Regions from separate parts of the Homo sapiens genome. Here region 2 is linked to region 1. The links are chromatin loops, found by intact Hi-C in ENCODE. Cell type or tissue: PC-3. All regions are shown on one strand. Each heading gives the region's core, and the rest is flanking DNA. Links, peaks and the distances in the headings are about the cores only. Region 1 overlaps IQCJ-SCHIP1 (IQCJ-SCHIP1 readthrough). Region 2 overlaps IQCJ-SCHIP1 (IQCJ-SCHIP1 readthrough).

Region 1 (12,313 bases), core at 4,314-12,313:
ATAATTATTTCTAACTGCGCCTTCCCCTTGGGACTGGTCACTTTGACAATTTCTGGTGGGGGGTAAGTGGTGTGGTAAATGGTATGGTAGATAGTGTGGCCTCAGGGAATGGTGGTCTTCCCAGGAACAGAGTTCTGCGAGTCTTCCTTAAATCCTGCCATGATTGATAAGACTGAAGAAGGGAGTCTCACCAGGAAGCTGGGCCACATCCTGTCACACCTCTGTGGCCAGAGAAATGAGATTACAGAGACTACAAATGCCTGGAATTGAGGGATCGTGTGTGTGTGTATGTGTGTGTCTGAGCACGTGGGCTATGGAGAAGAGGTTGCCACGAGTTACTAAGAGACAAGAGAGAAGGGTTGCTGAATGGCCAAATGCAGCATGCAGTCATTAGAGTCTCTTACCCAGCAACCAGCAATGACAATACTGTTGAGAAAGTGAATTTGGAAAGAGTGTGGGTGGATCTATGTAAACATATCCAAATTCTGAAAAACTGATAGGAAACATTAGTGAGTAAAAAAAAAGTCACACAATTTGAGTGACAATATTATATTCTAACTTGATCAAGGATCATGTTGTATTTTTGTGTGTTTAAACACTTAACCATCACAAAGTCCTGAATTCTTTTTTTTTTTTTTTTTTTTTGAGATGGAGTCTCACTCTGTCGCCCAGGCTGGAGTGCAGTGGCGCAATCTTGGCTCACTGCAAGCTCCGCCTCCTGGGTTCACGCCATTCTCCTGCCTCAGCCTCCCAAGTAGCTGGGACTACAGGCACCTGCTACCATGCCTGGCTAATTTTTTTGTATTTTTAGTAGAGACAGGGTTTCACCGTGTTAGCCAGGATGGTCTCGATCTCCTGACCTCGTGATCCACCCGCCTCGGCCTCCCAAAGTGCAGTCCAGAACTCTTAATGTTGTGTTGTATCAATTTTGCTAACAGTTATGCTTGAATAGCATTGCTCGGAAGTAGCTGGTGACAATTTGTAAGATATATCTTCTCTTTTTCACAGGAAGAACTGAAAAGATTGCAGAATCCTCTAGAACAAGTTAATGATGGAAAATATTCATTTGAAAAGTAAGTAAAAAGTATTAAGTTAAATCATCTGCAAGGTTGGAAAGCTTGAGTAAAAAGAAAATCTTTCTGGTAAAAATAAGTAAGTAAATTGGACAGTTTCTTATGTTATCATTGTGGTCAGAGCCCAGAAATGTGGCTCATTTGAGATATAGGTAGATAAATGTATGACTAGTTGAGCAATGAAAAACAAGCTCTACTGCTTAACAGAGTAATATGATGCCTGGAAGATGTTTCTGGTGGTATGTCTGAGGGCTTGAAACTTAACTCTGACCTGTCTTAGTCTTTTAATCAGGGACATTTGTAGAAGGCAGGCATAAAATTTGTAAAAAGTGCAAAGCTAACACTAAGACTAACAGACTGAACATTCAAATTAACACTACAGAATGGGACAAAACTGAGCTAAAATAAAGCAAAAAAGAAGAGATGAAATTGAACAGAGATAAAAGTAAATATTTATAATATACCCTGTACTGTTGAACACTCAGAGACTCATCAAATTCTGATTATAGCCTTTTGATATAGGCATTATTATTTCCATTTCACGGATGAGGAAAAACAGGCTCAGCGAGGTTTCAGCAACTCCATGTATACTCAGCTAGTGAGTGGTGAGAATGGGAAATAAACCCGGGTTTGGTTGCCTCGAGAATCCTTGCTCTCAATCACTGGCTGAGCCCTAATGTACTCAGGACTAGTCAAGCTGGTTGGGTGTCATGCTTGGCTCTGGACACCACGTTTAAGAATCACATTGACATTGCCAAGAGTATTAGAAGAGGTCAATTAAAATTGTGAGAGTTCTGGAACCATGTGAAACTACTACAAAGAGCTGAGGATGTGTAGCTTGGAGAAAAGAAGTCTCAGAAGAAATGTAATAGCTGTCCTCAAACATTTGAAGGATGTTCCTATAAAAGAGAGGCTAAGTTGCTCTTCGTGCTCCAGAAAATAGAACAAGAGTCAATGAGTAGGATATATGGAGAAACAGCATTGTGACTCAGATAAGGAAAAACTTTTGTAAAAGTTCAACCTACCCCCAAACAGAATGAACTTTGTTAAGAAGTGAGCCGTGGAGGGGCAGAAAGGCATCACACCTTTCCTCACTCATTATAAGGAGCACAGCCAACACTCCTGTAACAAAAGACAGGTTAACAAAAGAAAAGCACAACAAGCTTATTTAATCAGAGTTCTTTATTTTGTTGTATTTTATTTTTTTGAGGTGGAGTCTCACTCTGTTGCCCAGGCTGGAGTGCAGTGGCACTATCTCAGCTCACTGCGACCTCCGCCTCCCGGGTTCAAGTGATTCTTCTGCCTCAGTCTCCTGAGAAGCTGGGATTACAGGCACGTGCCACCACGCCCGGCTAATTTTTGTATTTTTAGTAGAGTCAGGGCTTCACCGTGTTGCCAGGCTGGTCTCAAACTCCTGACCTCAAGTGATCCACCCACTCAGCCTCCCAAAGTGTTGGGATTACAGGTGTGAGCCACCGCGCCGGTCTATTTACTCAGGGTTCTATGTGACATGGGATCCTTCAGAAATGAAAACCAGGGAAATTTTCCACTTTAATAGTTAGTTTTGATGAAGAATGGACAGCCCTGTAGAAATGTGATTGGACAAAAAGGAAGGATCTACTGTATGAGATGGGAAAACCCAGCAAGGCTGTCAGTTCAGATTCTTCTTGGCCTCTCTGTGCAGCATTCCTTCCTCTTGGGCATGGGGCAAGAACCTCTGGAATGAGGGTCTTAGGACTCTCCGTCAGACTAGGTAGGTCAGAGAATTTGTTTATGACCAGATTTTACACAGAAAAGCAGGGGAAGGTTAGAGGAATATTTTTAGTTTTTGTAGCTTGTTTGGGGGAGAAGGGTTCTAGTTTCTATGACCTGCCTTGTGGAAGAGGAATTCTGGTTTTTATGGCTTGCATCATGGAAGAAAGAGGGACAGGGACAGAAGGGCAAGAGAAGGTCAGAGAGAAAGTGACTTTGCTTCTGAGGCCTTTTCTCCTTCGGTTCAAAGAACTCAGCATGCCAAACACCATACTTTACAGTATGTGCTGAGCCCCAGTAGCTGATAAGATACTGGAAGTGCCCAAGAAGAGTGTAAATGACCATACATCTGAAATGTTGTTAAAAAATATCCTGGAAAATTGAAAACTTTGGGTCTGATGCCTCTTTCTACTCTTTCTTAGCTTTGTCAGTCCAGACAAAATTTTTAACCATCTTGAGCCCCACTATACTTATCTTTAAAAATGAGAATAGTAGTCTTGACTTGACAGTCTTATTGAGAGCATTAAATGAGACAGCCCATAATAGCCTGATACCTTCAATGCTGGCTCCTTTCCTTTCCATCTGGGCAAGGGTTTGGGCAAGACAATCTCAAAGGTTCATTCCATCTGCACGATCCTAAGAATCTGGCATGTCATCAGATTGAAAGGAAGTTTCAGCCCTTTGACCAAATGAAGTTTCTGTTCATTTATTTTTATTATGCCTGCTCTCGTTAATATGAATAAATAAGAATAAAATAGTAGAATTTCCCTCCACCACCACCGTCAATAGCTATATGTAAACAATAACTAAAGAGTTTTTTGCTGACAGTAGAATGAAGACTTTTCTTTTATAGAGATTACTGTTGTAATGACATTAGGTCTAGATCAGTTATTTTTCACCTTGGCTGCACTTAGAATCAGCTGGGGAGCTTAATAAAAATGCCCTGGCTTAAGCTCCACTCTAGAAAAATTGAATTAGATTCTCAGGGGATGAGGCCCTGGAATCAGTATTTCTTAACATCTTCCTTCATGTAGCTCTAACACGGAGTTGGGGTTGAGAACCAGTAGTGAAAATATATTTTAGGCTCATTTCACTTATTCAATAATCTCCTCATGCAGCTTAATTCTCCAAGGACACACTTTCTGTATGATGTTTGGCCCATTTATTTATTAAACCTGGCCATGCTGGTTTTTCATTATTGATTTTTTTTTTTTTGAGATGGGGTCTTGCTCTGTCACCCAGGCTGGAATGCAGTGGTGTGATCTTGGCTCACTGCAACCTCCACCTCCTGGGTTCAAGCAACTCTCCTGCCTTAGCCTCCTTAGTTGCTGGGATTATAGGTGCCTGCCACCACACCGGCTAATTTTTGTATTTTTAGTAGAGACAGGGTTTCACCGTGTTAGCCAGGCTGGTCTCGAACTCCTGACCTCAGGTAATCCACCCGCCTTGGCCTCCCAAAGTGCTGGGATTACAGACGTGAGCCACTGCGCTCAACCCATTATTGATCTTAACGTAGGAAATGAAGTTTTTTTTGTTCTGCTAACTGACCACAATTCTATATTAAACCTCTCACTAACACCAGCATGTATCTTTCTCAACTGTCTTCTCTCAGGAAGATATTTGAAAATTAATGGTATATACGTGGGTTTCCATCTGCCCCACCCTACTCTTTCTGCTTTATTATCCAGAGGACTGAGAAAGCTAAAACTTTCTGGAAATGACCAGTTTGTTTTGTGTGCTTATTTTTTTTCAATCCCGATTGAGGAATTCCAGCAATGGGAATTAAATACTTCCTTCAAAGCACATGGGCCCATGGGGGTAACCTTTCCTTTCATGCTTGTCCAGGACAGAGAGAAAACAAGCAGTGACCACCAGCCCTAACAACTATACCCATTTGCCTGGAATTCTGGAGATTTTTTTGGTCTGTTTCAGGTCAGGACTACGTCCTTGAATGCTGTCAAATTTGATTGAAAAATTGGTGTACTTTGAGTGAGCAGATTAGGCATTTCGTTATAGCTGCAGCTGACTTAGGTGCTGATGTAAATCATCTCAGCTACTTGAAATAACCATAAGTTAAGTGATAGTGGTGTCAGAACAGTTGATTGGTTATTCCCCCTTGGAACATTACATTTATTCTGAATGCTCAACAGGGTTTTGTGGTAGACAGTTAGTGTGAAGGGGAGGGAAGCTGCAGCTCCATACTATCTGAGACCATTGGCAGAGCCAATCAAGTGCATTTGTGTACACACACACACACACACACACACGAGCTTAGCGAAGCTTGGCATGTGCCAATAAACAGAGAAGAGCAATTGGTAAGGCCATTAATTGGAAGGCTACTTATGACTCCGTTGTTTAGGAAAATCACTTATTAACTTAAGTAAGACCTTAGGCTGACTGCCATATTTTTGTAAATATTAAATCAGCCTGGGTTTCTGGTAAGAGATGTGTGATTGCAAGTCACACATTGTACTGAGGAGTAATCATTTTATTACCCACAGACAATTATTGATGGAATGAACTAAAGCTATCAGATTTAAACCAACAGGTATTGGTAGTTTATAGTTTGGTGAGGATATATAAATAATACCCCCAAATTAGCAAACGTGTTAATATTATGAAAGTTTTATTTTCTTTATGAAAACATTAGGTCTGTCTTTGTTGCATATCTACAGGCCCTACAATATATAACTTTATTGCTTAATTTGTAATTAATAAGTAACAAGAGTCTTAAAGTATCCTTGTCATAAGTCTGTATATATAATATATAGAATTATAAAAATAAGACTTTCTGTGTTAGTCCTTTCTCACACTGCTATGAAGAAATACCTGAGACTGGGCAATTTATAAAGAAAAGAGATTTAATTAACTCACATTTCCACATGGCTGGGGGCGCCTCAGGAAACTTGCAATCTCGGCAGAAGGCACCTCTTCACAGGGCAGCAGGAGAGAGAATGAGTGCCCAGCAATTGGGGGAAGCCCCTTATAAAACCATCAGATCTTGTGAGAACTCACTATCATGAGAACAGTGTGGGGGAAACTGCCCCCATTATTCAATTATTAGATTATCTCCACCTGGTCTCGTCCTTGACATGTGGGGATTATTACAATCCAAGGTGAGATTTGGGTGGGGAGAGAGCCAGATCATATCACTTTCTATGCCCACCTACCCAGGATTAGGTTCCTCCGTGATTCTCCTTTAATAATATCTGTCACACTTGCAAATACTTGTGTAATGTTCATGTTCTCCTAGATTGTGGGACCACAGGAACAGGGACCATGTCTAGTGTTTTCACCATTTTATCCTCCATGCTTTGCATCATTCCTGCCACACAAGAGACATTAAATATATGTGTAGAATGAGTGATTAACAATTAATTAGTAATGGACCCTGAATACCAATGGCACAGAGTAAACAAGAGTGCTTCCTTGCCCCTCAACAATCAGGCTGAGTAACCCCAAGCTATCTTGGGGTGCTGACACCACCTACTTGTCATGTAGGAATTTATGTGCTCTCCTATGTTTTCCCTACCGCCAGGACATTCCTTTCTAAAAAGAAAAAAATACATTTGTGATTCTAAGGGATCTCTCCAGCACAATTTTTTTCTTTTTTTCCCTTTTCTTTACTACCACCATATTCCTAGTCCTCATAACCTGGACTATTTGAATAGCTTTCTAACTAGTTTTATGTCACTCTCCTTGCTCACTCCCACCACAAATCATCCTTAAACCCTCCATTTATCATATTTCCCTGCTCCAAATGCATGGAGCTCCCTGCTGCAATAGATTATGATCTACAGTGTGAAAAGCTTTTCACACTGTAGATCATAATCTATTGATGGTTTGTTAAATAAATTTGGTGGGTCACCACTGACCTTTTAAAAAAAGTTTCAAATATAATTCAAAAATCAAAGTATATCACATGTAGTTGGGGGAGTAATGTTTCTTGAAATTTTTATTGCACACACACACACACACCCCTACCTTACCACATGCACAAGTACTGAATTGGGATGTTAAATATATTACCTATGAAAACTTCAGTCAGTGGGATTAAGTTTAATAATCCTGATATTAAAATACTCCAACCAGTGCCTTCTGGTGGAGAGAGCAGTGAGATGTGAGTTTTAATGGGGTTCCTCCTGTACAGTAAATTTAACATTATCTCTCCAAGCTTCAGATTTTTCAGCTGTACAGTGGGGAAAGTGACTTAGTTAATGGAAGTTACTGTGATAAATAAGATAATGCACATAAAATGCCTATGACAGTGTGTTATACACATTATGAGACCAGTAACTATTAGCTTTCTGCTTATCAAAGCCTATTTCCTTTTGTTCTCCTATTTTTTTCATCCACTTCGACCAAATTTCTCTTTATTTTCTAAAAATATCCTTTGAATGTTTTCACCTCTATTTGTTTTATTGTCTTCCTCATATGTTGCCCTTCACTCTCAACTTACCTACTTCCTATCCGTCCTTCAAAACTCATCCCAAGAGCTGCCTTCTCCATGAAGCCCTTCTTGATCGTTGTAGCACTAAGAGTGCTATAAGCTCACTGAAAGCAGTGATCATTTCTCTATAGCCCTCTGCCTTTCTACAGGTCAGAGATCCATGCTTTGTTCCCAGTGGAAGCCCTGAAACGGCTTACAAATGAAAGGAGGAAAGGTCCAGTGGCAGTGGTACTACTGGGGATGAGTAAGGTCTTCTCTACAACTTACTAGTTGGCCAGTATCATGGAATTTATAACCATATCCTTGTGTTTTTTCTCCCCCTGAAATTGTCCAATATGCTCCTTTTCTTTTCTCTTAAAGGAAATGATTTTCATACCATAGCTATGAATGTTAGTTGAGAACAGCAAAAGGACAACAGAAATAAAAGTCAAAGCCACATTTTTTTTTTCATGATATGGTTACTCATCCATCATCCATCAACAGGAACTTTAATAAATTAAAATAAACAAAATTGAATCTACATCTTATTTTACACATAAGTATAAATTAGCAGTATTATTGCTATAGATGTTAACCTTCTGGATTGGGAGATATTGAGACATTATTTCTGTTTCTAGTCACCAGCTGGCCATGGATGCAGAGAATAATATTGAAAAGTATCCCCTCAATCTACAGCCCTTGGAATCAAAGGTGAAAATGTAAGTTATTTCAAAGTATAAATTAAGCAATTAGTTCTAGTTTTATGAATTCCTGAATAAATCTGGAATTTTCGGGCACAACAGTTATGCATCTTTATTTTACATTCATGTGCTGCATATTATTTCCTCCCTCTTCTAAGCAGGAACACAGCTACTTTGGGTACACAGCACCATCTACTGGGTAGTACAGGGAATTATTTGCTTGCCATTATTTTCACCACTTTTTGGTTTTTCCATTTCTTGTCTAGTACAATCCTTTAACTTCCACTAGCATTTTCCTTTGCCTTTCGTCTTAGTAACTTGGTGGTTAATTCTATCTTTGAACAATTTGGTTATTTCCACCTCAAGCCATCTATGTATCACACACACACACACCCTTTTAAAAATCCTCTTCTTTCTATTTCAGCTTCTTTTCAATTATTTTGGGAAAATGTTTCTTCTCTTCTTTTTTTCTCACTTCTTATCCTTTTCTTCTTATTGTCTGTTAAGATACCCAAATGTAAGCCTCCTCCCCCATTATAAATGACTATTACCTTAAAATAGTGCTAACAACATCTCAATATTAACAAAATGAAACTAACAAGATCCAAATTGAGAAAGACTTTATTATAGAACAAAATATTAACCTTCTAAAACCATTTTAAGTAGAGAAGGGGCCTGTTATAATTACCTTGGAAGCAATTTCAAAAATATTTATGACCGTTTTCCGAGATCTTTTCCTGTTCTGATTTTCCTTCAGAAGCATATATGAGAAATGCCAGTGAGTGTATATTTAATCTCTCTCCCCACCCTCTCCCTCACAAACACACACACACACACACACACACACTCACACACTCAGTATAACACTCCGAGAAGCATGAGAATTTAAACGAGAATGTTAACATATCTGAGCTTGGCCAGAATCACTGATCTGTTTTTTAACGTGCAAGGAGGAATCTTTTAGAAAAGAAATCGCCCTAAAGAAGGGCACCTTGAGGTGTGTACAACGTTGAACAACACCAAGTTGTTGCTGGACTTAGGAACTAAAACAGAAATCACACAAATACATAATATCCTGCTGGATAAGAGCAAATACCAATACATACCCCTGTAAATCTATGTTAACCTTGGTCACCAGTAAAAAGCTTGCCTCTGCATGAGCATAGAAGGCTACCCCTCAAGATGAAGTCCAAACAAGACTTCTGAACCAGTGGGGTGCCCAGCTACAAAGTTCTGTGTCACACTTACTAAATACATAATGAATCAGGCTATCGAATCATTTTGTGTAAGCAGTGTGTCAGCCTCACTACACAGGACATTAGTTGGCAAACATAGGTTGCTTTATCATTAGGAATTTTCTCATTAAGATAAGGTCCTGTTAAATGAAAATGTGCTGGTGAAAGAAAAGTTGGTGTATGACAAATTAGAGTGTTTAATGTGAATGCTGAAATTAAGTTAGAAAAACTCCTGGGTCTTTTTCAGTTCCCATCACCTTCAATATGTAGGGGCTGTGGGGTAGGTACCAGGAGAAGGACTAGGCAGAGAAAAAAAATCTCTGTGCTTCAGATTCCAGCCAGCTCAGAGAGCCTGAGATTTTATATTTGTTGATTTGTTGGAGGAGTCTCAGCTCAATGAGGTGCAAACAGAATGGTTTTTATCTCTTCTAATAATTCTGAATCCCATTTCTGCTCACTGGAGAGAAAGGAAGGAGAGAAAACTTAATCTTGCCCAACAATAGAACTTGAGTCCCATTGGAGAGTTTAGTCTAGTTCAGTGACTTTTGTCTGATGTGGTTATTAAATTCTTAACTCTCATGGCAGGTTGAAAATCTCCTCTCTGCATACATGAGACCTTTTCTACAGCTGAGTATTCTGCTTCCTTCCTTTCCCTCTCCTCTTTCTATCTCCCCTTCTCTCCTCCTTCCTTCTCCCTTCCCTCCTTCTCCCTTCCTTTATCAGTGTTACCTCTCCCACCCCCATGTACTAAATACCAAGACTGCCCCAGGTTTCCTATGAATAGATGGCGGACACTTTCACTCTCAGCAGTTGTTTCCTTTAACAACTGTCCTATGTTTTGGGACTCTGAGGGAAGGGGCCATTGGGTCTCCTGTAATCCCCCCAATAGTATAGGCTGCACATCCTCAATGGGTTTGTGCCCCTTGCTCTGCGGGGGCTTTGCCCCATGATGCACCAAGCAGTGCCTTCCTCCAGCTGACCGTGGCATCTTCAACAGGGACAATCTTGGGATATTCTCATTCCTGCTTTCCAAGATAAGTTTTTTTAGTCCTGAAGAGCATTGGGTATAAAAAATGTGCCCTTGTCCCAGGTACCACGGTCACCCTGTATTATCACAGGCTTTCTCTTAGGGTCTTTTGACTTCTTTTGGTGGGGACCAACTGAGAGTCTATCTTCTCCTGGGGGTGGAGGGAAGTGAGGGTCAGTCCACCATAAAATCCCCTCTCCTGAAGGCTCTCCTTTCCCCTCCATGATGAGAAAAGAGTAAACAGTTCCCATACAGGGTGTCTGGCTAGTCTAGTGTCTGCAAGCCCTGAGGGGGATGGAGGTGCTGTGGCAAGGCAATCTCTGAATGTAAAAGAGAGGAAAGATGAGACCTGTTCTCAGGTGTGGACTGCCTTCACTGTCTACCTGTGGGAATCCCAGGATGGGGTCAGAATAGCAGGAAAGGGTCTCAGATGGTTCCTCGTACTCAGGACATCGTGAAAAGGAAAGAATTTATAAGAAAGTGTAAACCTGCGTGTGGCAATGCAAAGTATCAGTGGCAGGAGGCAGAGGCCTGTCAGAAAGTGTGGCTCAGTGAAAAAATGTGTGAGTGTCGGGGAGGGTGCCTGTATCAAAGTTGAAGGGAGTGTCACAAAGGGTCCATTACCTGGTTCATGAATGCAACTGTTAAGAGGTAATTTTGAGTATTAGACCAGAGGATCAAAAGAGTGCATCAAAAGGGCAAAAGCAATCAAGATCGTATGGCTATTAATGAAAAGGCATTTGGGGGAGGTAAAAGGCAAGTTCTCTGAAGATTAAACAAAGGCAAGCCTCTCAAATCAGAAAATTTGTGAAAGTAAAAGTAATAGTGAAAGCACCAAAAGGAAGGCTCTCTGAGCAACTCTAAGGCTAAAGATGAATGTGTTCCTAAGAGCCTTAAGGCTGGAACAAGCTTTGGGGGATGAAGGTGCACAGCAAAGGAATGCAGGCTTAGTGAGAAGGCCTCGCAGCACAGGCAGAGGTGGGCTCCCCCAGCCCCAACAGGCTGCTGCCCTCCACCTTGTAATTCACTCTTTTCATGTTGTAGCAAGATCTAAAACAGATCTTCCTAATACAAACCCTCATGTAAAAGTTGTTCATTAGCTATGTGCGATCCCCCAATCCCCTTCCATACATTTTTAACAATGTATTTACTTTGTGATGGAACAACATAGAGATGTATTGAATACAAATTGCTTTTTTGAAAGTCAGCTCAATAAATATGCTCAATCCCTCTCCTGATTTTTATTATTATATTTGATTTTGTAATGAAACAACATTTAGGTTCTATAAAGGAGAGAGAGGGGCAGAGAGAGAGAGAGAAAGACAGAGAGACAGAGAGAGATAGCATTCCCAAAAGAACTTTAAAGATGTTTAGTAAACCCTTATTAAATTGCATTTGAGAGTAATACATTTCTACTTTAGTCAAAAATTTAATTAAAAGAAGATATGAGAGAAGAGTGGTTGAGAGCACAGACTTTGAGTAACTTAGGTTCAAATCCCAGCTCTGCTTTTTACCTGCTGTGTGACCTTGGGAACACCAGTGGCCTCTCTGGGCCTCAGTTGCACTCCTCTGTAAAACGAGAATGCTAACATGTCTTATTAAATTGTAGTCAGCTTTCAATGAGAAAATTCAAGACTAGACATTTAGTCTACTGTATTTTTTCCATGCAAACATACCTTTTTCAAACATATTTTTATGTCCACTTGGGCTAATAAAATATTGCCAGGAGGGATCCTTAGATGATTTGCACAGGTGACTTCAAAGTATTTGAAAATGTTTGATATGTCCTTTCCTTAAGTAATTATAATAGTTTATCTAGGAGCTCTATTTGTCAAGTTTGGGCTAAGTAATTTACATACATTATCCTTGACTTCTTGCAGGGGTTACAAAGAAGTTATTCTTACTCCTATTTTATGGATAAGAAAGAGGGAGGCCAGTGTGTTTAGTATTTTGTCTAAAGCTACAGCTCATGAGAGGTAAACTAGGCAAGAACCTCTATGACTCTAAGCATACTTTATCATGAGATAAAACTTTTTCTTCTTTGAGCTATTTCTGGGATGCAATGTTAGAAGAATTACATTTGTTAATCACCTACT
Region 2 (16,868 bases), core at 4,723-12,722, 180 kb before region 1:
TTGCGCTCTGTGATTCTGAGGAATACAGTGTGCCAGCATCCGATCCAGTCTCCTTTCACCTGCAGGTGTTCCAGAAACTTCAAAATGCGTCTGGTAATGTATTTGCTTTTCTAAACGTGCCACTTTGATGTGCATTATATGCAGCTGCTTATTATTTTTTAAAAATCTGTCTTCTGAATTAACATGTATGCAAAAAATGTCAAAAAGAGCTTATAGAACAGTGTGGGCTTAATTATTGGTCTAGGTGCGTGTGCATGTGTCCTTGTTAATGTAGGCATGTGTGCATAAATATGTATTATTTATGTATACATGTGTCTGTGCGGACAGATTTCACTAAAGGAATCTCATTGAAAGCAACACTTCCTATGAACATCCAGATTTTCTAGTCAGATCTGTAAATATCTTACACAACAACAGCAAGTAGAGGAAAAATACATTTTTCACACCCATGCAAATGGTATGTTTTAAACACTTATTTAAAAAGCCCTCCTTTCTTGTGTGTGTGTGTGTGTGTGTGTGTGTGTGTGTGTGTGTGTGTGCGTGTGTATGGGGAGGAGGTGTTGATTTTTGAAAATTGGGAGAGAAGAGTTATATTGCTGCTGCACGAGAATTTCTACCCCATGTTACCTGCCTTCTTAAAACTCAGTAAGCACTGAGGGGAAGAGATGTGGTTCTGCTTTGGAGAACCTCAGGGGGACGTTGATCCGCAGTGTTCAGCAGGAATTTTAGGTATTCTAAATACTAGTGCTTGAATAATAAGTAGATGGGGTAGATTTGCTATAGCCAAATCCTTCTATGTTTTCTGGCTTGTAGGAATCACATTCACACTGTACATTTAGGATCTGCATGTGTTTATTGAACTCTAGTAAAGCAGCGTGAGAGTGCAGGCTCATAAATCACATTATTTATTTGCTAGTGTTGGGTGCTAGATTCTAAGATTAAGAGATTACTTAGCAATTAATAATATATTCAGCATCCCTTGTCTCATTGGGTGAGATTTACATCCTTGGGACTTGCTCTTCTAGTTATAAAGATGAATTATTTAAGGTTCATACTTAATTGCTATTTCAAATTCTTAAGCTAGAAAGATACTTGCAACACTATATTTAAAAGACTTATTTTGAAAAATGTGTATGTATATTTCTAACTGGTGGTGAGCTAATTATGACTACAATGTGCTATATGCTTAAAAATAACTGATCTTGAGTATTGCTTACTTTTGTAATAGAAACTTGTTTTCTGGTCTTCAGATTATAATAATTCTTTCACTTTGCATTATGCTCTTTTTGAGATCAATATTAACTAATTTTTGTAAAGAAGAGAAAATGAGGTAGCAAGTCAAATAGCATTCACAAAGTAGGTTTTCTTTGAACTAGTAGTTTTCTAAGAAATTAAAATAGTTTTTCACAAGTAGGTTTTTTAAATGTACGTTGGGTAGTGATACTTGAAAATGGAAGCATCTTAAATATTAGCTTGTTAAGTGGAGCAGATTAGGATAGTATTAATGCCATCTTGTAGTTTCTTAATATATTTAAGATGATGTAGTAAATAGGTTAATTATTTTATATTGGCTATTATTTTTGCTTCATGATAATGATTATAAAAGCAACAATTGCATTGGATTTACTTCGCATTGTGGACAATTGTAAACTTCAGTAAAATAGTTGACTGAGTTGTAACAATAAAAATGAATATTATTAAGGTCAGTGTGAAAGCTACTCTTACTTTTTAGCATCCAAGATCTAATATTTTATCACATATAGAGCTGTGTACTTATAGAGGATTATGTATATTTTTAAAAATTTACATAACTCTAAATGCTGATTTTATCAACCATGTTCAATTTATAATTAAAGTATAATAGTACAGTAAAAATGCATTTCAGTATGTAGAAATGGCCCCTTAAAACAGCATATTATATTAGGAGCCATTAAAAATCTGTGTAGGCTATTAATGTTATACTCATATATTGTTCTGTGTGTAACTGATTTCTATTTTAGGTCCTATTCATTTCCAATGTTGTAAATGAACCTAAGATTGTGTCTTATTCAATGTAGGAATCTTGCCTTGAATGTAAATATCTTAATGAAGGTTTTAAATTGAATGAATAGGATGGCTAAAGATTTACTAGCACCTTTTTTCACGTGCTATATATGCATAAATACATATATAGAAATATTAATCTATGTAAAAATATTCCTTGCCTTCAATCACATTACAAAATACCCTCACTTTACTTTTGAAGTCAATTATTTTGTTTGAGGTTTCATAGGTGTAAAAAGAGGTTTTGTTTTTCAGAGCTTATGTAGTACTGTGTGGTAAAAGAAAAACATTCAGTGCCATTTTGTAGTGAATATCATATGTACTAAAAAGTGAGAGGAAAGAATGCTGCATTTGCCATCTGTCTCTAAGTATGACCTCCTACTGGCTTTAGACATATTGTAGACCAGGCCTTTATTTTATGAAACAAATTTATATTACCCCAAAATACCTAAAATGATTGTAAAACACTTACTTCCCCTCATACAATAGTTTCCCTATTATGTGACCAGGACTGTCTTAACAAACATTTTATTTTTAAGGCTCACATATAGAATGAAGACATAAAAAATATAATTTGTAGGCTGACCATGCATCCATAGCTGAAAATATTCATCCTTTAAGTAAGCATTTATTAAGCATCACATTGCCAAGCTGGCTTCTAGCTTTGGGACAAAAGGAGGTGTCAAGGAGGGAAGCTCCTGTTTAAAGATACCATTCCTGCTATTTCATTATTAACCATTATTTATGGAGGCAAGACACCTTCAATATGGTTTGAGAATTGCATTGGATTTTTTGTTTTTTGTACTACTTAGTTTCAAAAGGACAAAATCCTTGGGAGCATTTTCCAATAGAGAAGAACAATCACAGTTAGGGTGGGGAGGGCATGCTGGTCAAGAAAGACTCTCTGGAGAAGATGAGTTCTCAACCAAGCGGGGGAGGAGGTTATTAGCAAAAATTGATAAAAAGGAGAGTAATAGGAGAATTTGGAGTGGATGGAAAAGAAAGGAGAAGTAAATCACGGGAGGAGACAAGAAGGTGATGGCATTGTATGGAGAGAGGAGCCGTATTGGAAGTAAGAGGAAATCAAATTTAAAAAAAATTACAGAGTTGGGCTTTAAATTTTTCAAAATTAATATTCACTAACCTTATTAGAGTCTGTGGAAAATTATTTGATTAAGTAAACATTTCTCCTATTTTGTTATGCCAAACAACCTCTGTAAATGCATTTTAAAATCTACATAATAATTTTAATTCATATTTATTGAGTATTTACTATGGGCCAGCTATGGGCCAGGCACTGCACTAAATACTTTAAATGCACTATCTTATATAGTCCTCATTGACTATTAATATCCACATTCTACTGGTGAAGAAACTGAGGTACCGAGAAGTTTAATTAACTTGTCTGAGTTTGTATAAGGTCAGAAATGGAGGAGTGGGATTTGAACCCAGATTCTAGAGCCCAGCCTTCTAGCCACTATACAAAAAAATCACAGTTAGCTTATTTCATCTCTAGTTCCAGGTCCAGACTGGTATGGCTAGTTGTTCACTGGGTGTGTCATTTAGGTTCTCTGGGAAGAGATTCTGAGACAGAATTAGTAGTGCAAGTGGTTTATTTGAGAGTAAAGACAAATGGGGAAGGAAGCAAAATTGGGCAGGGAGAGCCTTCTGACCACACAATGCAGATATGACAAAATCTCACCCAACCCAATGGCAACCTCTGGAGGGAAGATTGCCCATTAAAGGAGTCTCACAGTGGGCAGAAATGACCAGGCCTAGTACCCCTGCTATGCTCAATCACTGGCTGGGGGCTCCCCGAAAGAGCATGGCTGTGGCTTAAAAGTTGAGGAAGATCCTGAAAGTCCTGTAGCTGGATGTTGTCAGCTAACTGCACTTCTTGCAGCTGAATAGCAAGTTCTTTCTTGAAGGAAGATCTGAGCAGTGTACCTCCCTGGCTGCCAAGGTGATATCTCTACAAAATGTATCATAGGAACTTAGCGGTAAGGTGAGCTAGGTGCCTAGGGTGAAGAATTTAAGGAAGTACCTATGCTTTGGGTCATTCAAGTGCTGAGTGGGCACCTCAGAGTAAGTGTCTCCTTAAGTTTTGCACTCTCAGGCATTTTGCCTGTCTCACCCAGTCCCCAGAACCTCCCATTCAACACACTTAGAATTGATCTCATCATAGTCCCTCCAAATGTACTCTTTCAGTCTTATCTCTCAGGAAAATCCAAGAACTGCTCAGTGCATCCTCCCACTAGTCTCTTTGCTCCCATCCAATTCAGTCTCTCCACTGCCACAGCATCATCTATGTTAAATACCACTCTGATTTATAATTCCAATGCATAATACTCTTCATTGGTTCCCTGTAGCCTAAAGAATGAATTCCAAGGTTCTTTCTGTGGCATGTAAAGACCCTGTGTGATCTGACTGCATGGACAATCTCGACTGAGGGCTGAAGCAATTTCAATGCTTATATGTAAGGAACATTAGAATTGTTTATTTTTAAATATAGAATAGGTCATATTTAATTCTGGGGTTGAAGGTTGTGTCGGAATTTGTAGAGTTAAGATTTCCCATATGGAGGAAGCAGAATCAGATGATTTGGAGGTGATTAGAAGGAATGGGGGTAGTTTCACTGAAATTTGGAGAATATATGGAAATTAATGGAAGATATACCTGCAAAAGTAAATTGGAGCTGGCCGAAGAACTGCGGTCATGGAGTTTAACTTTTCTTTTGAAGGGATCTGATCAGAGAAGTAACATGATCAAAATAGGCTTGCGTGAAGGTGAATGAGGCTGTGATGTGGAGGCTCCACTGAATGGAGAGCAATCAGGAGTCAGGGAGACCAGTAAGAAGGCTGTGTTGCTATTCCAGGTGAGAAGAAATGAGGTCTTGAGTTAGGAATGTAAAAAATAAAAAAGACATGAAAAATATGAAGTAAGGATAAATAGGATTTTAAGTCTTATTAAAAGAAGACGTGAGGGGAAGATAGTACTCAAAAGGGACTTAAACATTTGAATTGAGTGATGGGAGACTTATGTATAAGAACCAGAAATGGACAGGAGGAAGATCTTGTTGAGGAAAGATGACAAGGGTCTAACAGGTGTCTGCAGATGAACCATCTCATTTATTTCCCCAAATGAATATTACACAAATCTTTCATTTTTCTTTCATCTCAGGCACTGCTCGTTCAACTCCTCAAATTTTGCCTGATTTTCAATTTACTGTCATTTAGAGATTTTCACGATAATCCTTTAAACAAAAGATTAAGGCATCAAAGACAAAAGTTATGTTTACAGACACCAACAATTCTAACAAAATTTAGGTTCTTTTTTCTAAATTTCAACTGTAGAAACACCTTTTTGGGATCCACACAATTTCTTACAGCCAGTTTGAGTAACGAATTATTATTATATTTTATTTTTTAAGAAGTTGTTTGGCTTCATACAGACCTGATCCTGCCCAGCAGAGGCTGACAAGACTGGCCTATCTAATTAAAGTTCTTTGTTCCTGGGGTAGATAGAGGAGCCAACACTGTTATCATGAGTTGCAGACATCTTCTCATAGAGGAAATCTGAAACTGCTGCCTCCCACTGCCCAACTAACAAAGGGACAAAGGTAATTGATTTAACATGAACCAAAAAAGACTTTGCAAATAAAGATTCACATTATACATGATTGTGACACATAATTAAAAACTCAATTTTCAATAAAATGGAAATAATGGCAAAGACTTGACGCTAAATAAGCTTTAGGTACAGAAATGAATAGTAAGTTTTATAGGAATTTGCAATGCAATATGAGAAGCTCAAAGCAAGTATTTAATTGCCCTGAAAACTGAACAACATAACAGTCACATTTGCATATTCTTCCAGGCTGACTTGTTTTACTGTAGAGTGCAGGAAAACCCTTGTAGGAATATTACATTAGTATCCATGGTGTACAAAAAAAATTTTTTTAAGAGATAATCAAATTAACCTCCAAATCTGACTGAATAACTGCCTACATTGACTTGTGCCTAACAAGCTGTGACAATCAAAAGATAAGCTGGTAACATATTGTTTGTTTTGTGACAGTGATAACAGAGATCTAATGCCTCATTCCTCACTAGGGCTGCCAGACATAGAAATACAGGATTTGCACACTCTGACCTCCAGAGCATAGAGCTATCGTAAGCCAATGAGTATAAATTCCCTTTTTTGTCTCAGACTTAGACATAGGACAATGTGTTTTCCTGATTTCATTAAAAAAAATGAATAAGATACTGAAACATAAAAGGGAGGGGTCTGTGTATGTAGACATTTGTAATTCTGTGCTCTAACTCAAAACTTTAGGGAAGCGATCTGTATGGACGATGTTTAATCTTCATGGCAGATGAATGAGGCAGGCACTGTTGGTTACTGCCTATCTTACAGATGAGGAAAACTGCTAGAGAGGCTTGATAACCTGTTGAAGGTAACACAGTGGTCAAGTAGCAGAGTGGATTTGGACCCAGGGCCTGAGCTCTTAGACATTGAGCTGGGCATGGAGGGTGTGAGCAGAAGCAGTGATTGGCTGGTAGGGTTTGCCCACCCAGAAGGCTCTTCTCTGAAGCTCTCCATCCTTGGGCCGCTCTTCTTACCTTTCCTGGGCTCTCAAACTTTCCTGTATACTGTAAGGAAATACAGTTGTAAATTCAGGAACCAGCACCAAACCTATTTTTTTGATGGACTGATAATGAATTTCTCACTGAGCTTAAAAATATGTTGCTACCATATTCTAGTGATGTATGTCTCTGCAGTGTGGGAGTCCATCTGCTCATCCTCACCTAACTATATCACTCTTTTAAAATGGGCTTTGTTGATACTTGAATTGGGAGACTTTAATTCTGCCTTCAATTTTAGTCCACACTGGACAATTTGAGCTCATACTTTATGGGAAATAGCAAATTGCCACTATATGCTACTCTATGACCATGTATATGTAATTAAATATACATGAATATTCCAACTATATAGCAGTCTGATGAAGGAAGAACTAGATGTGATGGAGCTCCCTGGTAGGTTCTGTTTGTTAGCAAGGATGACCCCATTTAAAACCCCTTATATGTCTCATTCTGAAGTCTTGATTTTCTTATCTGTAAAATGAATATTATGACAACTAGTTCCTAAAAAGAAGCATGGTGTAGTGGAATAAATACAGGCTTTGGAATCAGACATGCCCCAGTGCACATCCCCTTGCTGTCACTTTGGAAAGCCACTTTAATATCTCTGGAACAGGAATAATACTTCTTAGTATTGCTGTGAGGATAAGATGGTGCATGTGTCAGTCCTGGCATAGGGTAGGTATTCAATAAATGTGTTTAGCATATCATTAGGAGCACAGAGACAGAATGCATAAGTGGATAAAAGCACCTGACCCTGGACCCAAACTTCCTAGGCTCAAATCTGAGCATTATCATTTATCAGCCGAGTGACCTTGGGGAATTAACTTCTCTGTGCCTTAGTTTTTTTGTCTATAAAATGGAAATGACTAAAGCACCTTTTTAATAGGGTGGTTGGGAATTATAGGAGACTTAAGGTATATAAAGTACTTAGAACAGTGCCTGGCATGCAATAGACACTCCATGAGTGTTAAGCCCCTCTTTTGAGATTTATTTCACTTCAACGTGATTTCTTCTCAGAGCTCAAGGCCTGGAGATTCACAGTACATTTAGGGGCAGGCATTTCCAGTTTCTTGTTATCTAAGACCTAAAACAATACTTGTTTTAATCCAGTGTCTGCTGAAAATTGATAGTATCCATCTTAGTTTAATAGGTTCTCATATCATCTATACCCATTGTTGGCAAAGGCGGGGCTCTCAATAGTAAGTGTGGGGGAAAAGCAAATTAGTACAACCAGCTTTAGATGGTAATTTGCATTTAAAAAATCTATCAACACTTGATTAGCACCTCCCTTTTGACCTATCAATTTTACTTATAAGAATTTTTCTACAGGTGAGCTCACATAACTGAGCAAAGACATGTGGTGAAGTTTTGGTTGCAGCATTGTTTGTGTTATTAAAAATCCATAAACAACTAAGTATTCAGCCAGAGAAAAATATTGAAATAATTTATGTTATATCCATGCAATGGAATACTGCAGAGGAGAGAGCTTAAAACTGAGCAATACATGAGAATATTAAAAAGTATACAAACATACTTTTAGGAAAAAAGCATTTTGGGGGCAGTCTATAGCATGAATGATACTGTGTTAAAAATAGTTATATATTTACATCCATTTGCTTGTATAGTCATAGTAAAATTCTCAAAGCATGTATGAGAAACTGGTGTTTACCATTGAAAGTAGAATGTATGTGGAGTGAGTACTTTTCCATTTCACTTTATGTACCCTCTTTGAATTTTAAAACATGGGCATATATTGCTTTTACAACTTAAAAAAAGTTATTTTTAAAAATAGTCAATAAAAAATTCCTTTGTTCCCTTTACTGCCATATATTAGTTTTTTTAAAAAATTAGTCCTTCTTGCAAATGTAATCCTAAGCCTTGATGTAATATTTTTGAGTAATTGAGCCAACTATCATCTTTAGTTAAAACAGGACGTGTATCAACTCACGGCCAAAGCTCTAATTTGCTCCCAGGGAGCACAGACCAAAATGACTAAGGAAATACCTTAACATCAAGTCACAGGAGACTCTTAAGTCCTGTGGCAAAATTTCCTGCATTTCAAAAATTCATGCACTTAGAGAGGAAACATTAAATCAAAAGCATTAGATGGGGGCAAGGAGCATTGAGTCAATGACTTTTCCTCAGGACTTATTAATGCTAAACATGGGGAAATATTACACAGGGGACTTTTTTACATTAAGGTTTGTCTGTATTTCTAAAACCCCTCACTCGGTCTTTTGCAAAATGCTATATAAAAGTTACATTGCTTTTGGGTTTTGAGGGTGGAAGTAATTTGCATGAGGAGTAATCAAGGTTCCTTGCCCTTTGTACTTTCAAAAGTACCTATACACACATTGTCTTATTTGATACTCACAAACAAGGTATTTAGGACAAGAATAAAGTTCATTTTCTACATAGGGATCTGAGGTTTGGAAAAGTTAAGTGACAAGCAAGTCAGCATGGAGCTGAACACAGAAGGACTCTTGGCTGTGTCTTGGCCCACCCGCCCCCCGCCTTTTTTTTTTTGCCACCAGCAGTCAAGGGCATGGCTATACAGAAGAATCACTCCTATGGTTGTGAAATGTGAAGTGGTTTAGTATTTTCTTGGAATTACTTTTAACTCTGGTCTAGAAAGACCCAGGAATGGCAAATTGAACTTTCTCCCCAAAGTGAATTATAAACATCCTAATTTAATTGGTTAAGGAACCTCTAATAAAATCCAGGTAGATCTAGTTTCTCATTTTGCCTCTAGTCCTTACTAGCCATATAATCTTGGGCAAACTGTTTCCTCATCTATAAAATGAGGATAATGATAGCTTTAACCTTCCATGGCTGCTGTTAAGATTTTAAATGAAATAATGTGTGAAAAGTGCTTGGCAAAGTGCATGGTAGATAGCAGAGGGTCAATAAACACCCATGGCAATAATAATTATTAATAATATGATAACTAAATCAGGGTCCAGGTCATTGTGGCAGGCAGGGTTCTGATAGAGGCCAGAACTTTTGTCTACTTGGAGGTGACAGCCAGGAGCTGCATTCCAGAGTGGGTGCCAATCAGCTTCTTCTGTTTTGAAGGATTCTTCCCTGGAAACACAAAGAACCAACTAAGCATGGGCAGGAAAGCTACTTTAAACTTCCCTGCATGTCATTGTGGGGGCTTGGGCATTTCTGACTGAAGAGAATACCCCCAGTTTAAAACAGAGTTCACCACCTTTCCAGTTTATGATCAACAGTAAGACGAGGGAGCAGTCACCTCCCCTAAAAGGGCAACCTGATGATCTTCTTGCTCTGGGGAGTTGGTCTTTAGCCTCCTAAAATTCAACTTTAAAAATCAGATTTTGGCTGAAATCTGAGAAGCCAGAGTTCAGAATCTAGATAATAAGCAATGAAAGGTCTATTTGCTAGCTATTTAGCTTAAAAGTATTTTACTAATTTCTCATCTGAGTTTTTAAAAATTATTTTTCTTTATTACACAGTTTATACTTACTGAAAAAAATATACAGAATCAAGATGAAAGAAAATAAAAATCCTTAGAAGCATTTCATATTCATTTTGGTATATAGCCATTGAAACTTTAAAAAATAAATATGTTTTAACGAAAACTCTAAAGCACTGAATGCACAGTTTATGACCTCTCAAAATCTAGGAATATATCATGTACATCTTTCCATGTCAATACATTTTTTCCTATGATTTCATTTTCAATGGTTGCTTAGTATTTGATCGGGTAGACATTCCATAATTTAATCTTTGGATCTTAAATGCTTAGGTTGTTTTCTTCCTGCAAGAAAAATTCTTGAAAAATTATTGCACAAATCTTTATTTTTTTATAAAAAATAAATTCCTAAAAGTGGAATTTTTAGGTCAAAGAGTAAATGCATTTTAAAGGGTTTTGATGTCAAATTGTCTTCCAGTTAAATTTGCCAATTTTACCCTCATTATTAGTACAAGCATATGATTAATGACTATTTAGGTAAACATGACTTCCATTTATTTATTGCAAAAGTTGAATACCTTTACAATAGACTGTATTGCTGCACCAGAAATAAAGAAGATTTCTTGCTGACACCAACTCCTACTTTTGTTTTTATAATCCAAACACAATATATCTTAAGACAGTATGTTAATTAATTCTATTTAGGAGCTTGGTAATCATGATCAGTAGAATAAACTTTGCTTTTGGTGGAATATAATGGAAAATGTAGAAATAATTTGGAGGAAAAGTTACTATGAGCACACTTCCCTGGAACCCATTAATTCCACCCACATACCCTTTTTAAGGTGTGAGAATAAAACAGTCAGGGGCGTATAAACTCTTCCACTGTGGTTATCATCACATCAATTTTCTCTATGGTTGGAAGTAACCCTGCCTGATCCCTTCTCCACCACACTAGGCTTCACAGTAGAAACATGAAGATTGGAACCTTTTCAGCAGAAATTACTCTTGATGACACCAGCCCCGCTGTCAGAGTAATTCCTGCTGGAAAGAAGGCATCTGAATAATTGGTCTAATAAACCGCGTTAGTGTTTCATCTTGGCAAAGGATTAATTAGGGGAAGAGAAACTAACATTTATTTGGGTTGCTATTTGACAGGCCGTTTATTATTACATTATTGGATTTAATATACCCTACCAACTTATGAGGTAGGTATTGCCGTAGGCATTTTACAGTGAAAGAACAGAAATTCAGTCAAATAAAGTATCTTGCCTAAGGCCACACAGCTAGTGAGCTGCAAAGGTGAGATTTGAACCTGGGCTCCCTGCTTCGGGAGTCTGTGTTCTTTATACTGTTCCTTCTCACTGGTTGTAGAAGTCTGACTGTCTCTCCTCTAGAATAGTGATTGTAAGTATTTAGCCAACTAAACTGCAGGTTTCCTCTTAAAATCAGTATGTCAGGTTTACTTAGAGCACTCAGAATGCTGAGTCTGTTTAGAAACTTTTGTAGGCCAGAAACAGAAAATCTGCTAAACTGGCCAGACAATAAAGAGTTTATTGTCTTAGGTAACAAGATATCCTGAGACAGAGAGACTCCTGCCTTTTTTCAGAGGCTCAGTGATTTCATCATGGACTCAAGTCCCCCATCTTGCTGCTCTGCCATTCTCAGTGCTGTCTTGTAGGTGTCTTTTATTGTGTGATGACTTCAGAAGCTCTGAGTGCAACATCTTCATGAATACAGAGACAGGAAAATGAAATGGCTCCTCCTCACACATCCGTTTTCTTTTGTAAGAGCAAGACAAACTTCCCAGTAGACTCTCTCTGGCGCCTCATTGCCCAGGACTGTGCCATAGGCCCCTTCCTAAACCAAACATTGGCATTGGGAATGACTTAGGCCAAGATTCACCTGAGGTTGGGGAGGGTGAATGCTGATATCAGAGCCAGGCTTTGTGGCAGGAGGAACCACCAAAAATACTGCCAATACAGCATTCGAGAGATTTTGAGATTTCTTTTTGTAGTTAATTGTGTATATATTCTGGGATTCTTCAGTGGTATAAAAGTATACTGTTGCTTTTCTAGATGGTTTTATTTTTATATAGCTACCAACTACAAATGAGCACATCATTTTTTCAGTGTGGTTGACCAAATCCTTCCCATTTCCATCACCTTCTCCAATATAATTTATATTCTTCTTCTTTACCCAAATGTTCATCTATTCTAACTCTTCTTCACAGTCCTTCCGAATACGACTTTTTCCAAGAATGTGGGGAAAGTATGATTTTAATGCAAAATGAAGAAGAACCCAATATTCCCTGTCTATTAGAGTTAGTGTAATTTTTGCCCTTAAACAAAAAAGAGTATTGTCTTATTGGAGAGACTTAAGTAGAATAAACATACTTTTCTGTCATTAATAAATAATCTGATCATCTTGTATTTCAGCAATTCATTTAACCCTCATGCTTGTATTCAAACAAAACAAAAATTGAAGTGGAGGGATGTCCATTAACTGCCAAAATAATTAGTTCAGTAAAACAACTTGTTGATTCAAGGGGAAAGGTCAGTTATTTTTTTCATTGTATTGGCTTATTAAATTTGAACAGCCAATTTAGTTCAAATGTTCATCAAAATCTATGATGTACTAACATTGTGGGAAAGTAAGAGGAGCTATAGAAAATCTTACACAACCTGGTAGAGAAGAAGAATAAATAACCAACTTAGAAAAAGTATCTATAATAAACTATTACATAAGATACAACAAAGATATATGAAAATTATAACATCAATAACAAATGTATTGAGCACTGATTATGGCCTAGATTGTGCTTCTATTTGCTTTACAGGTATTAACTCATTTAGTTCCCAAACAACTCTATAAGTTTTTTTTTTTTGTTAGCCCTATTTTACAGATGAAAAAACAGAGGCAGTAAAGAAGCATAAGGAGAGTTTCATGGGAATTTGGATGAGGATGCAATTCTTCCTGGGAAGTTAGGGGAGCAAGTGTTTTAGGGGAAAGATATGTGAAAAAGGTGACCTTCCAGCTAGTGTTGAGGCGAGAGGCCCAGGAAAAAAAAAATGGCTTTGTAGTGGGGAAAAATGGCATCTGCAAAGCATCTCTGAAAGACCTTTGTGTGTCCTGTGTGGCTGAAGCACTGTGCAAATATGTGGAGGTTAAGGAAAGGGAAGCTGTGGTTGGGTTGTCTAAATGGTGTATGCCCAGCTAAAGGGCTAGAGGTCTGTCATCATGAGTCAATACCCATCTAAGTTGTTTATGCAGGAGAGTGACATGATGAGATGTGGCTTTAAGAAAATGATTCTGGGACAGATAGAGACAACCAGATTAGATGGGGGAGGACATGAAAAGGAAGAGGGAGACCCACAGGCTCTATAACCCCTCTGTGAATAGCAATGTCATTGTTCAAAATGTGAGAGAAATCTGATATCCTTCAGCAAGAACACGAACCTCGACCACATGCCTTATACAAAAATTACCTCATAATGGACCACAGACTTGAATGTAAAATGGAAAACTATAAAAAGTGTAGACAAAAATAGAAAAATTTTGAAACCTCGGATGAGGTAAAGCCTTCTTAAACTTGTCACCAAAAGCACTATTCATAAAAGAAGAAAACTGTCAAATTGGACATTATCAACATTAAAAACTTTTGTTCTGTGAAAGACCTTGTCAACAGAAAGAAAAAGACAAGCTATAGCCTGGGGGACAATATTTGCAAATGGCATATCTAACAAAGGAATTGTATCTAGAATATATACAATGAACTCTTTCAACCATAAATAACCCAAATAATCCTTTTGGAAATTGGACAAAATACATATACATACATTTCACTTGAAGAGGATATATAGATGGCAGATAAGCACATGAAAGGATGTCCAACATCATTAGCCATTGGTGAAGTGCAAATTAAAATGACAGTGGGATATCACTATGTATCAAATCAGAATGGCTAAAATTAAAAGTAGTGATAACATCAAATGCTGATGAGGATGCAGAAAAACTGGACCACTCAGACACTGGTGAGAATATAATGTGGTACAACCACTCTAGAGTAAAATATGGCAATTTCTTACAGAACTAAAATGTGCTTACCATGCAACAGTATAATTGCACTGTTGGACATTTATCTCACAAAAATGAAAACTGTATTCACATAAACAACTGTACACAAATGTACATAGCAGCTTTAGTCTTAATAGCTCCAAACTGGAAACAACTCCAGTATACTTTAATGTGTGACTGGTTAGTCAAACTGTGGTGTGTCATAAACTGGAATATCATTCTGTGGTATTCTCCACTGAGTGAAGAAAAACAGTATCAAAAAATTATATATTGTATGATTCCATTCATATAACATTCTTGGAGTGACAAAATTATATAGATGGGGAACAGATTCATTGTTGCCACAAGTTGGGAAAAGAAGAGGGAAGGAGGCGGGTGGGCCGTAAAAGGGTAAAAGGAGGGATCCTTGTGATGGAACTGTTCTGTATATGGACTGTGGTAGTCGTTACATGAACCCATATATGTGATAAAATTATATAGAACTAAAACCACACGCACACATATACAGTGCGTGTAAAACTGGTGAAACTTGATTAAGCTTGGTGGATTGTATCAATATCAATTTTCTGGTTGTGATATTATACTATATTTATGTAAGATGTCATCATTGGGGGAAACTAGAGAAAGAGTATACAAGATTTTTCTCTATTATTTCCTACAACAAAAATTGTATGAATCTACAATTATCTAAAAATAAGTAAAAAAAAAAATAGGGAGAAAAATGAGTGTACTAAAAGAAGATAAATTCGGTTTGGAAATGTTGAGTTTGAGAAGCTAGAAGTCTAGTAGCATGTTCTTAGGACAGTTTTAGAGTGGAAGAATGGAAGACTAATTTGAAGATATTGGTAAATCTGGGAGTTGTTTGCATAAAAATAGGGAAGTCTTTGATGAGCTTGCCCAGCGAGTGAGAATAAAGCCATAATCATAATAAGAGCTCACATAATTGACCTATCACTGTGAGACATTGTGCATCCTGTAGACATGTTCCTTATTCACTCTTCACAACAATCCTATGATGTAGCTACTATTATTATATCCACTTTACAGATGAGGAAACCAAAGCCTAGAAGGGTTAAGCAACTTGCCAGGGTCACACAGCTGGTAATCAGAGGAGCTAGTCTATGTGACTCCAGAGGTTACCTTCCCTCCAGCATGAAAGAAAAGCACTGAATAAAAGCACAGGAATATGATCATTTCAAGTTTTGGCAGAAACTAGAAAAACTCATGAAAATGACAGAGGAGGTAACCCCATTAAGACCCAGGTTTTATATCCTGAGTCTTGATGGGGATTTACTCTAGTCCTGTCTTTCGGGTCTTGGAGGCACATCCTAGTTACTTGTTATCAAGGGGAATGCATAAGTTCTTTTTTTTTTATTATTATTATACTTTAAGTTTTAGGGTATATGTGTACAATGTGCAGGTTAGTTACATATGTATACATGTGCCATGCTGCTGTGCTGCACCCACTAACTCGTCATCTAGCATTAGGTATATCTCCCAATGCTATCCCTCCCCTCTCCCCCCACCCCACAACAGTCCCCAGAGTGTGATGTTCCCCTTCCTGTGTCCATGTGTTCTCATTGTTCAATTCCCACCTATTAGTGAGAATATGCAGTGTTTGGGTTTTTGTTCTTGCGATAGTTTACTGAGAATGATGGTTTCCAATTTCATCCATGTCCCTACAAAGGACATGAACTCATCATTTTTTATGGCTGCATAGTATTCCATGGTGTATATGTGCCACATTTTCTTAATCCAGTCTATCATTGTTGGACATTTGGGTTGGTTCCAAGTCTTTGCTATTGTGAATAATGCCACAATAAACATACATGTGCATGTGTCTTTAAAGCAGCATGATTTATAGTCATTTGGGTATATACCCAGTAATGGGATGGCTGGGTCAAATGGTATTTCTAGTTCTAGATCCCTGAGGAATCGCCACACTGACTTCCACAATGGTTGAACTGGTTTACAGTCCCACCAACAGTGTAAAAGTGTTCCTATTTCTCCACATCCTCTCCAGCACCTGTTGTTTCCTGACTTTTTAATGATTGCCATTCTAACTGGTGTGAGATGGTATCTCAATGTGGTTTTGATTTGCATTTCTCTGATGGCCAGTGATGATAAGCATTTTTTCATGTGTTTTTTGGCTGCATAAATGTCTTCTTTTGAGAAGTGTCTGTTCATGTCCTTCGCCCACTTTTTGATGGGGTTGTTTTTTTTTTCTTGTAAATTTGTTTGAGTTCATTGTAGATTCTGGATATTAGCCCTTTGTCAGATGAGTAGGTTGTGAAAATTTTCTCCCATTTTATAGGTTGCCTGTTCACTCTGATGGTAGTTTCTTTTGCTGTGCAGAAGCTCTTTAGTTTAATTAGATACCATTTGTCAATTTTGGCTTTTGTTGCTATTGCTTTTGGTGTTTTAGACATGAAGCCTTGCCCATGCCTATGTCCTGAATGGTAATGCCTAGGTTTTCTTCTAGGGTTTTTATGGTTTTAGATCTAACATTTAAGCCTTTAATCCATCTTGAATTGATTTTTGTATAAGGTGTAAAGAAGGGATCCAGTTTCAGCTTTCTACATATGGCTAGCCAGTTTTCCCAGCACCATTTATTAAATAGGGAATCCTTTCCCCATTGCTTGTTTTTCTCAGGTTTGTCAAAGATC

What was found. Peaks named below come from ENCODE experiments on the same cell type or tissue, not always from the same donor. Only the 100,000 strongest peaks of a DNase experiment are listed, where the experiment ranks them.
Region 2: it touches region 1 in a loop (2.7-fold over the local background); 2 of 110 quality-filtered maps call a loop at or near these places.

Annotation. Positions count from the first base shown.
Region 1 is chr3:159,244,835-159,257,147 of GRCh38, forward strand. It overlaps IQCJ-SCHIP1 (IQCJ-SCHIP1 readthrough), which reads left to right. Exons shown (of 10, transcript NM_001414413.1): 2 at 1,009-1,073; 3 at 7,893-7,973. IQCJ (IQ motif containing J) reads left to right here. Exons shown (of 4, transcript NM_001042706.3): 2 at 1,009-1,073; 3 at 7,893-7,973. Among named protein-coding and RNA genes, the nearest start is that of SCHIP1, 22 kb to the right of the region's middle. In PC-3, for the core only: CTCF peaks have their summits at 6,881 (motif pointing left) and 8,145 (motif pointing left); DNase peaks (open chromatin) are centred at 7,597, 8,137 and 9,227; H3K4me3 peaks cover 539 bases; H3K27ac peaks cover 1,402 bases.
Region 2 is chr3:159,069,349-159,086,216 of GRCh38, forward strand. IQCJ-SCHIP1 (IQCJ-SCHIP1 readthrough) reads left to right here. Exons shown (of 10, transcript NM_001414413.1): 1 at 1-93. The coding sequence starts at 85. It overlaps IQCJ (IQ motif containing J), which reads left to right. Exons shown (of 4, transcript NM_001042706.3): 1 at 1-93. The coding sequence starts at 85. Among named protein-coding and RNA genes, the nearest start is that of IQCJ-SCHIP1, 8.5 kb to the left of the region's middle. In PC-3, for the core only: no CTCF peak of the experiment used is centred there; a DNase peak (open chromatin) is centred at 8,683; H3K27ac peaks cover 1,409 bases.